Regions from separate parts of the Mus musculus genome. Here region 1 is linked to region 2. Evidence: chromatin contacts called from ENCODE Hi-C or POLR2A ChIA-PET data. All regions are on one chromosome and are shown on one strand. Each heading gives the region's core, a stretch centred on a gene start or an enhancer-like site at or near the end of the contact. The rest is flanking DNA. Distances are from core to core; before and after follow the strand shown.

The links. A loop is a pair of places that touch in the nucleus more often than their neighbours do. ChIA-PET counts read pairs that join two places held with the same protein, here RNA polymerase II (POLR2A).
Region 1: a loop to region 2 is called in a map of T-helper 17 cell, with 1.9 times the contacts of the local background. The contact joins two enhancer-like sites. A Hi-C loop is called at or near these places in 4 of 37 maps with a recorded cell type or tissue (Patski, T-helper 17 cell, left cerebral cortex and 1 more). POLR2A ChIA-PET finds 5 or more read pairs at or near these places in 4 of 5 experiments (Patski and embryonic stem cell).

What each region holds. Positions count from the first base shown.
Region 1 is chr15:83,297,609-83,302,483 of GRCm38, reverse strand. It overlaps Arfgap3 (ADP-ribosylation factor GTPase activating protein 3), which reads left to right. Exons shown (of 16, transcript NM_001357756.1): 16 at 1,782-2,744. The coding sequence ends at 1,799. Among named protein-coding and RNA genes, the nearest start is that of Gm32788, 3.3 kb to the right of the region's middle. Within about 2 kb of position 2,105, at least 1 of the 3 ENCODE cell types and tissues checked has a DNase peak (open chromatin) inside an H3K27ac peak, as active enhancers do.
Region 2 is chr15:83,230,487-83,235,187 of GRCm38, reverse strand. A4galt (alpha 1,4-galactosyltransferase) reads left to right here. Exons shown (of 3, transcript NM_001004150.4): 2 at 4,531-4,674. Among named protein-coding and RNA genes, the nearest start is that of A4galt, 19 kb to the left of the region's middle. Within about 2 kb of position 1,315, at least 1 of the 3 ENCODE cell types and tissues checked has a DNase peak (open chromatin) inside an H3K27ac peak, as active enhancers do.

The sequences.
Region 1 (4,875 bases), core at 856-3,355, 67 kb before region 2:
ATAAGTGCTCAAAACTACAAAGCCATCTCTCGGCTCCACAGAAGATGCGGACACCACCCACTACCTCCCTGTTCTGGGAGAACCCTTGTAGCATTCTGCTGTCTTGTTTTACCCCCCAACCCCCAGTCAGGGTCTCTCTGTGTAATCTTGGCTGACCTGTAGCTTACTATGTAGAGATTCCATGGCTCTGCCTCCTGAGTGCTGTGATTAAAGGCATGCAGCACCGTGCCCAGCATTTTCTTTGAAGCAGGGTCTCACTATGCATCCTAGCTGGTTTGGAACTGGCTTTGTGACAGGTTAACCCATCACTCACAGAGCTCTTTGCCCTCCTGGGTACTGGGATTCCAGGTGTGTGCACCGCCATTCCTGGCTGCATAGATTTTTTTTTAAATGAATAGGGAGTTCTATTCTGTGACTGCCTGTTCTTTTTGTCAGTGACATGTTCTAGGCGACTCTGGAATTCTCCAGAAGCCATTTTCTGTGGAGTGGAAATGTGCCCATGGAAGCTGCTTGTTCCCCCCAGTGGAACTGCACTGCACTCTGATCTCCAAGCTTTATTTATTAGTGTGTACTCCTCGTACATGGTCCTGGTCACCGAAGGACATTTCATGATGTATAGAACTGACTTGATGCATAGCTCTTCCACACCTCTGCCCTTCACCCCCACCCCTTACTGCCTTAGACAGTTTCTCTTCTGCTTTACACTGTATACACAGACATCTGTTTTTGGTTTGGTTTGGTTTGGTTTGGTTTTTTAAGACAGGGTTTCTCTGTGTAGCCCTGGCTGTCCTGGAACTCACTCTGGAGAACAGGCTGGCCTCGAACTCAGAAATCTGCCTGCCTCTGCCTCCCAAGTACTGGGATTTGGGATTAAAGGCATGTGCCATCAACTGCTCAGCCACATCTTTTTATGTATCTGTAGAAATACTTGTCTTTCTGTGTTAGACTTAATTCAGTTCATATACAAGAAGGGGAAGCCTGTTTATGACAAGGAGGCTGTCTCAGATTGTATGAACAGCTTGCTTCGGGAATCTTCTTGGTTGTGTAAAGTCATTTTAGACGCATTCTATTAGGATGAAATGTGACCCTGAGGTGTTGACTGAATTGACATTGCAACTTATGGGTCCATGGAGGCTTCTAGTCTGCAGACCAACCCTGCTGTGGCCTTGTTGGGAATGCGAGGGAGAAGAAAACCTAAAACTGCAGAGGCTGGGAGCTCTCCTCCCTCCCTTCTTCCTCCCTCTTCTCTCCTCCCTCCTCCCTCCCTTAAGGGCCTGTTGGCTGGAAGGTAGTATTCCTGTTTTGTGGGTGTGGCCTTCCTGTATTTAAGAATCATCCTGCTTGTGTCTCCATTTATAAATGAAGAAGCAGAGGCAGCCATTGAACCTCTGCTAAATGAGCAGGGACTTCAGACAGATCCCTCAGGATCCCATCACACGTGCTCCCTGGACAGCTCAGGACATGGCCCCAGGCTCCGGCCTGGGCCCCTGCTTTGCAATCCTTAGTCCAGCCTGGGAGCCCTAGGCCTTGGGCACCCCTCACAAGTTGTAATCCTGGCAGCTCTCACAAGGTGTGATCCCGGGCAGGTCTCCAGGCCCCACTTGCCCTCCTAGCCATGGAGAGGCTGAGGCAGTGCTGGCACCACACAGCTGCTCTTTATGCAGAGTCTGTGGCCAGTGCCAAGAGCCAGGTGTCCCTCATCAACAGCAATCGCACGCTGTGTGCATGGCAGGACACAGATGCAGTGTATCGGTAGTAAATGTTGGTCTGGTTCTCTCTAGGATCGCTACGGTTCTTAATCCTGGTGCCAGGCTGTCCAACCTGGTAAAACTCCACTTCAGATGGACCTGAGACCACATCTGGCTGCGCCAATGCCCCAGCTGCTTTGTGGGCAGGCTCTACTAGTTGGCGAGGCACCTGCACATTTCTGAGTGTCCATGTTTCCTTTGAGACATCCCCATTTCTATGTAGGTGGGATTTTGCTTTCATTTCTGATTTAAATTAGCTCCTTGTGTCCTTGCTTTATCTTTGGGGCATCTTTAGTTCCAAGAACTGGAAGCCAGAGCTGCAGGCTCCTCCCACCTCTCTCCAGGCTGGTGTTGACTGGGCCCGGAAATCAATCCCCAGCACTTACTTCTCACTGCAAAGGAGCAAAACAACAAAAACAGCAAGACCAGAAGTGCCCAGCCCCTTGCTGACAGATTGCTTCGTGTGTGTCCCCACACAACACACACTTAAAGCCATCTGTCACTCTGTAAGTTATTTTGTACATTCTCTACTCTTAAAAGTGTCCCCCAGTCAGTTCCTTTAACAGACCTGAGCTTCTATGATGCCAAGGGCGTTCACTGCGACCTGGGAGTAAACAGGGTGTCGCTGCCCTGTGAGAGGAAGATGGGGCCACCCCAGGGCTCCCAATGCACTCGGAAGTCAGCAGTACCAGGAGCTCAGGCTGAGAAGGACAGCAGTGCGGCTTCAGGACGAAGCTCAGCCAGGGAGAGGGCGATTATAATTGGGTAGTTTTGTTAATATTTTTTTATCTTGTCCTTGATATTCCAAAAGTTACAGGATAGATGTAAATCAATAAAGTCATTTGGCTGTGTTTTAGACAGCTCCAGAATATATTGTTCAGCGCAGTAAAATATATTTGGAATTTGATGAACCAAAAATGTGATTTCAGATGACTATTTTGTGACTTTCTTAAAAGGTCTGATTTGTAGACTTCTAAATATAACACACAGCACAGCAGACGGTTGCCTGTGTTGTCATTCCTCAAGAGCCTTTGTATCACTGTACAGCGGGCACTGGGTGACTGCCGCTCCCACTCGCTGGTCACACCCATGGTACCTACAGGTGGGACTGACAGATGCCATCATCACAACACAGAGACTGGTGCCTCTGGGAGGGGAGGAGGCTCCTGTGACACTGGCAGCCAGCCTTCCCCAGCACACCGGAGCCGGCATGGCGGCACACACTGTAGCATCAATACTAACTTAGTAGCAGAGAGATCTGTCCAAACCCCATCCAGAGTGAGCCCTGTGTGCATCCCCATGTGCCCTGTGAGCACTATCTGGCAGATCCCACGCACCTGGACCTCTGCCCCAGTGTGCTGATCTCTCCCCAAGCCTGGCGCCTCCTTACTGGGCAGAAGCTTCAGGGTGTCTTAGCATGTCCAGATGTGTGTGCAGTGAGGACACAGGGCTGTGCAGCAGTCCACTCAGCTGATGGCCAGCACTGCCTGTCTGGAGTCCCTGTCTGTGATAGCTGAGGGGGTGGGAAGTGCAGTGAGAGGCTGTGGCTCAGCAGTGAAAACCCTTAGGTTCCATCACCATACCAACATTTATAAAGCTGGTTGGATTTAGAGTTCTTTTGTTTGTTTTGTTTCTCCATTATTTATTTACTTATTTTATTTACTTTATGTATGAGTGTTCTATCTGCCTGTACACCTGCATGCCAGAAGAGGGCATCAGATCCCATTACAGGTGGTTTTGAGCCACCTTGTGGTTGCTGGAAATTGAACTCAGGACTTCTGGAAGAGCAGCCAGTGCTCTTAGCTTCTGAGCTGTCTCTCCAGCCCTTTAAAGCTAGTTGTGGCCCACAACCATCCGTAATAAGATCTGACGCCCTCTTTTGGTGTGCCTGAAGACAGCTACAGTATACTTACTTATAATAAATAAATAAATCTTTAAAAAGAAAAGAAAAGAAAAAGGGCACTGACTGCTCTTCCAGAGGTCCTGAGTTCAGTTCCCAGCAGCCACATAGTGGCTCACAACCATCTGTAATGGGATCTGGTGCCCGTTTCTGGTGTGTCTGAAGATTGTTAAGGTGTGCTCCTATACAATAAATAAGTAATTCTTAAAAAAAAAAAATCTGAAGACAACTGAAGAGATGGCTCAGGGGTTAAGAAGACGGGTTCAATTCTGATCACCTACCTGGTAGCTACAGTTCCAAGAAAGCCAGCACCCTCTTCTGGCTTCCGTGGGCACTACATGCCCATGGTATCCACACATACATGCAGGCAAAACACAAACAGTAAATAAATAAATAAGAAAGAACGTGGCCCCGCAGCAGAGCGCTTGCCTATCATTCAAGGTCTAGAATAGACAGAGGAACCCCATGGCAGAAGCTGCTGGGAACCCGTCGAAGGCTGGGTCTGGGGCTGTGGGAGGTGTTTCTGAGAGCAGCCACTGTTGGGTGTGAAGCCCAGAGAGCCAGGTTACCTCTCCTGGAGCCTTTGTGCAGAGAGGGCTGGCAGAGAAGCCCTGGAGAGTGGCTTTGGCAAGCAGCATTTTCTCCAGAACTCTTGGTTAAGATGCAGTGTTTTAAAGTAACCCTGGGAGGGCTAGAGAGACGGCTCTGCTGTTAAGCGCTCTTGCTGCTCTTGGAGAGGGCCTGAGTTCTGTTCTCAGCACCCACATTAGTTGGCTGACAACTCCAACTGCAAAGCATTGCATGCCCCTTCTGCCTGCAACGTGTGCATTTCACACACACACCTCATTCATGCCTCGCACCTTTGAGGCCAGCCTGGTCTACATCAGTTCCGGGACAGCCACGACCACACAGAGAGGCCCCGTCCCAAAACAACACAGAGAAGTGAGTGCCAGCCAGTAAGGGGTCTGTCTCCCTGTGCACTTCAATTCCACTGAGATCCAAAGGAGTGCAAAAGGAGGGAGATGTCACCTAGGGTACAACTCTAGGGGACTGTGCCTCCAGTTCCAGGGACTCTGAGGCCCCCCCAGCTGGGGTGATGAAACTTAACAGGCACTGGGCAAGGCCCACTCACCCCCTGGAAGCTGGCAGAGCACCTTACACATGCACTTTTCTATATTTGCAGCCAAGCTGAAGTCAACCTCCTTACCATCTCTGTCAAAACCTACC
Region 2 (4,701 bases), core at 66-2,565:
GATATTGAAGTGGACAGGGGGACTCCGGGATACCTTAGTCTTTGTCTAAGCAGGGGAGAAGGCAATGGGAAAAGGACCTGACTGGACTGAACTGGAAGCAGCTGAAACCATAGAGTTGGAATTGTATCCTGACCAATCACTCTTGAGAACTGGGAGGATAATATTAAAAAAGAGGGCTAGTCCTGATCAATGGCATACTGCTCAACTTGGAAATCCCTAACCTTAGAGACTGCCCTAGTAGCTCTCCTTTCTCAGCCCTCCCACCTGTCACTGTAGTCTGTGAGACCTGTCTATCTGTCTGTACTTCTTTTTTAAAGAATTATTAGGGGCTGGTGAGATGGCTCAGCAGGTAAGAGCACCCGACTGCTCTTCCGAAGGTCCTGAGTTCAAATCCCAGCAACCACATGGTGGCTTACAACCATCCGTAACAAGATCTGACTCCCTCTTCTGGTGTGTCTGAAGACAGCTACAGTGTACTTACATATAATAAATAAATAAATAAATCTTTTTTTTTTTTAAAAGAATTATTTATTTTATGTATGGGTATGAGAGTGCACTGTCACTGTCTTCAGACACACCTGAAGAGGGCATCAGATTCCGTTGTGAGCCACCATGTGGTTGCTGGGAATTAAACTCAGGACCTCTGGAAGAGCAGTCAGTGCTCTTAATCGCTGAGCCATCTCTCCAGCCGGAGACCTGTCTTTCTGGCAGGGCTCTAGACACATACCATGTTCCCCAAGCCGGTAAGGCTCAGAGCCTCCACCCAAACTGGGGCTTTGTCTTCCTGGGTCCCATGTCATATGCCATCAGAACTCACCCCATCCAAGCCTGAGTTCCTCTGGTGGCCTGAAAACCCCAGCAGACTTGCCCATGGCTCACTAATGGCTCACTAATGAGGCTACCACCACCACCAGTCCCTCTTTGCAAGGATCTCCTGGGACTCCCACTGTACAGCCCCTGCTCAGCTACTCAGGCTCCATATCCCTGGTTCTCCTAGGTGTGTCCCACGAAACCCTGTTTGGTTGTTGAATAGAGTCTTATGCGTTTTTCTTGCACCTTATGAGAGGACCCCTGGTTGGGGCTGCATATCATGTCTGCAGAGGTCTGGGGAGGGAACAGGTGGGGTACCACACATAGGAAGCCTGGGTGGGGATCTTGCCTGAGTGACCACCTCTCTTCTTGTGCCTGTATCCCCATCAGATCGCCTGACTCTCCCTTGGCTCATTCTGTTGGCACTCAGCCCAGAGGTGAGATCTATGGGGTTCAATGTGGGCTGCATCTGACCATCCCCATGACACCATCTTGGCTCCCAGTCAGCCAGGGAAACAGATGGAGGTACATCCATTAAGAGTGTTGCACTTGAGTTGGAAAACAGTGCTGGACCTGGTGCCAAGTTCTGTCTCTGCCAGCCTGTATTTCTGCCCAGTCTCACTGCCTACAGTGAATCATAGAGAGTCCTGATAACAGGGAGCCGGGGTAAGGCTTAGAGCAGCACTATGACCAGTTAACACACTACCTGAAAATAGCTCCCTGCCCTAGGGAAGGAAGCCTAGGGGTACCGGGGAGGTAACAGGGACAGCCCAGGCTCTTCTGACAAGGGCTAGGACTTGGGGGTGCAGCTGCAAGGCCCACCCAGTGGGGGATGGGACCATGCTTTGAGTCTAAAGTCACATGGGTATTGAGTTGTGGCCAACTTGGCTGGGTACATAACTTCTATTCCTGGATCTTCAGCTGGGGGCCAATGATACCAAATATGGCCTGATTCTAGCACCTTCTAGTTGTGGTCAGGCACACCTTACCCCACCTCAGGCCTGGTGGTCGGTCTCCACCCTATGCCATGGTCTTAAATACTCAGGGGTACACTCTGCTGATGGCTGTCCATACATCCATCTACCTGTAGTCCTACTGGGTTCCCAGCACCCAGGGAATATAGGAGGCAGATCTCTGAGCTCCAGGACAGCCAGGGCTACACAGAGAAACCCTGTCTTTCTAAAAAAAAAAAAAATCAAAATGCTTATGACCAAAATAGCCTCATTCCCCAAAGGAGGAGGACAGAGCTGGTGACTTCCCAGGGTCTGTCTCGCTGTGGGCTCAGCCACACATACGACTCTGGTTGGGCTCCCAAGGAGCTCACTGACCTTGGTTCCAGCCTCACTGGCTCCCTGGTGCTCTTGGTCATTTAGCACCCCCCACCCTGCTCAGCCACTGATCTGCTGGCTCCCAGACTTCCTCACGTCTTGCTTCATTCACTGCCTCTCCTACCTGTCCAACAGGTTGACAACACCTATCGAGCTGGATAGGATTCCAGATGCTAAACAAGTACAACAAAATACAAATCCCTGAATGAGCTTCTCATCCCAGCAGGAAGGGAAGTTGGGAGCAAGATCCTGAGTTCGAGGCTAGCCTGAGCCACTGCCTCAAAGACAACAAAAAAACACAAGGCTGAGATATCAGCTGAGTTGGTAGAACGTTTGCCTTGCTCACGTGAAGCATTGTGGAAGGAGGATCAGAAGTTCAGGGTCATCTTTGGGCTATATAGTAAATTGGAAACTAGGAAACTAGTCTGTTCTACATGAGTTGCTCAATAAAACAACATATCTACCCTTGTTGGGTGTCTTAGGGTTTCATTGTGACCATGATGACTTTTTTTTTAAACGAATTAGTGCTCTGTCTGCACGTATACCTGCGTGCCAAAAGAGGGCATCAGACCCCATTATCGATGGTTGAGCCACCATGTGGTTGCTGGGAATTGAATTCTGAACCTTTGGAAGAGCAGCAGGCTTAACCACTGAGCCATGTCTCCAGCCTGAACATGGTATACTCTTATAAAGGAAAGCATTTAACTGGGGTTGGCTTAGAGTTTCAGAGGTTTAGTCCCTTATAGTCATGGTGGGAAGCATGATGGCACACAGACAGACATGATGCTAAAGAAGGAGCTGAGAGTTCTACATCTTGATATGCAGGCAGGCAGGGAGAGAAAGACACTGGGTGTGGCCTGAGCAGCTGACCTCTACCCCATCCCCAAGTGACACAATCCAACAAGTCCACACCTCCTAATATTGCCACTCCCTATGTGGCCAAGGGAGCCATTTTCATTCAAATTACCATATTGGGCTATTTCTAAATAATTTACCTGTACAGTAAGCACAGTGTTTTGGGATAAGTGCTAGGGAGAATAAACCAAAGTGGAAGGCAGGGGGGAGCTCTAGAGTGAAGTATTCGAGGCTTGAGAGCAAGTTAGGAGTGGAGAGTGAGCCACCCAAGCAGAGAGGGTGGCTAGTCCTGAGGCAGCATATTGAGTTCTGAGACACTGGAAAGACAGATGGCTTAGATAGATAAGGAGCCAGGGAGAGGGTGGTATGACAGAAGACACAGGTATAAGGCATATACAGGGCCGGGGGACCAGAGTGTCTTAAGGTCTGTTCAAGGCCATTTGAACTTACTATAATAGCCTAGGCTAGTCTTGATCCTCTTGTCTCATCTTTGTAGTGATGAAAACATAGTTTGGTTGGTTTGGTTTGATTTTTCAAGACACAGTTTCTCTATGTAGTCCTGGCTGTCCTGGAACTTTAAGACCTCTCTTTAAGACCAGGTTAATTTGGAACTCAGATTCACCTGCCTTGCCCTCTTAAGTGCTGAGATTAAAGTCAGATTAAAACATTTTTAAAAGATGTGCCAGCCGGGCAGTGGTGGTGCACGCCTTTAATCCCAGTACTTGGGAGGTAGAGGCAGGAGGATTTCTGAGTTCGAGGCCAGCCTGGTCTACAGAGTGAGTTCCAGGACAGCTAGGGATACACAGAAAAACCCTGTCTCTCGAAAAGCCAACAACAACAAAAAAAGTGTCTATTTATTATTTATGAGCACACTATGACTGTCTTCAGGCACATCAGAAGAGGGCACCAGATCCCATTACAGATGGTTATGAGCCACCATGAGGTTGCTGAGAATTGAACTCAGGACCTCTGAAAGGGCAGCTGGTGCTCTTAACCACTGAGCCATCCCTCCAACCCCCCCAGATTAAAACATTTTTAAGAGTCATTTCATGTATATGTATTTATCTCTCTGTGTGTATGTATGCATGTGATTGTAAACAGGGCCAGAAAGGGAGGGGGTACTGTGTGTCTTAGAGGTGGAGTTGTAGGCATTTGTAAGCCACTAGTTGTGGGATCTGAACTCCGGTCTGACACAGCCACCTTCCTTGGTACCTCCCATTGTCCCTTCCAGCCTATGGTGCCAACAAAGGTGCAGGCTCCTACTGACCAGTGCCTCCACCATCTGACTGTTCTTCCCTTCTCTTCCCGATCGATGCCCAGCCCAAGTGTCACTTCACCCAGTGAGTTCTAGTCAATTGGACTGACCCTGTTTCTAGACAGTGTTCCCACAGGGCTGAGCATAGGCAAATGTGCTCAGTTTGACAACAGGGCGGGCCTCTAAAAGCCAGAGCTGAGTGGCTTGCCCTTCTGGATGGAAGGGAGTGGTTGCTGATGGCCTCTAGCTGTCTTGGACTTTTTTGCCTTCTATCTTTTGCAGGTGGGTGTGACAGGCCTGAGCATGAGAGGACAAGCTATATACTCCGGTTGGCACAGAAGACTAGTTCCTAACCCAGTGTGCATGTCCAGGATGCCTGCAGGCTGCTAGGACCCCTCACCTCCTTGTTATGGACTGCCCAGGCTGGTCAGTAGCTCTTTATCCTGGACGGAG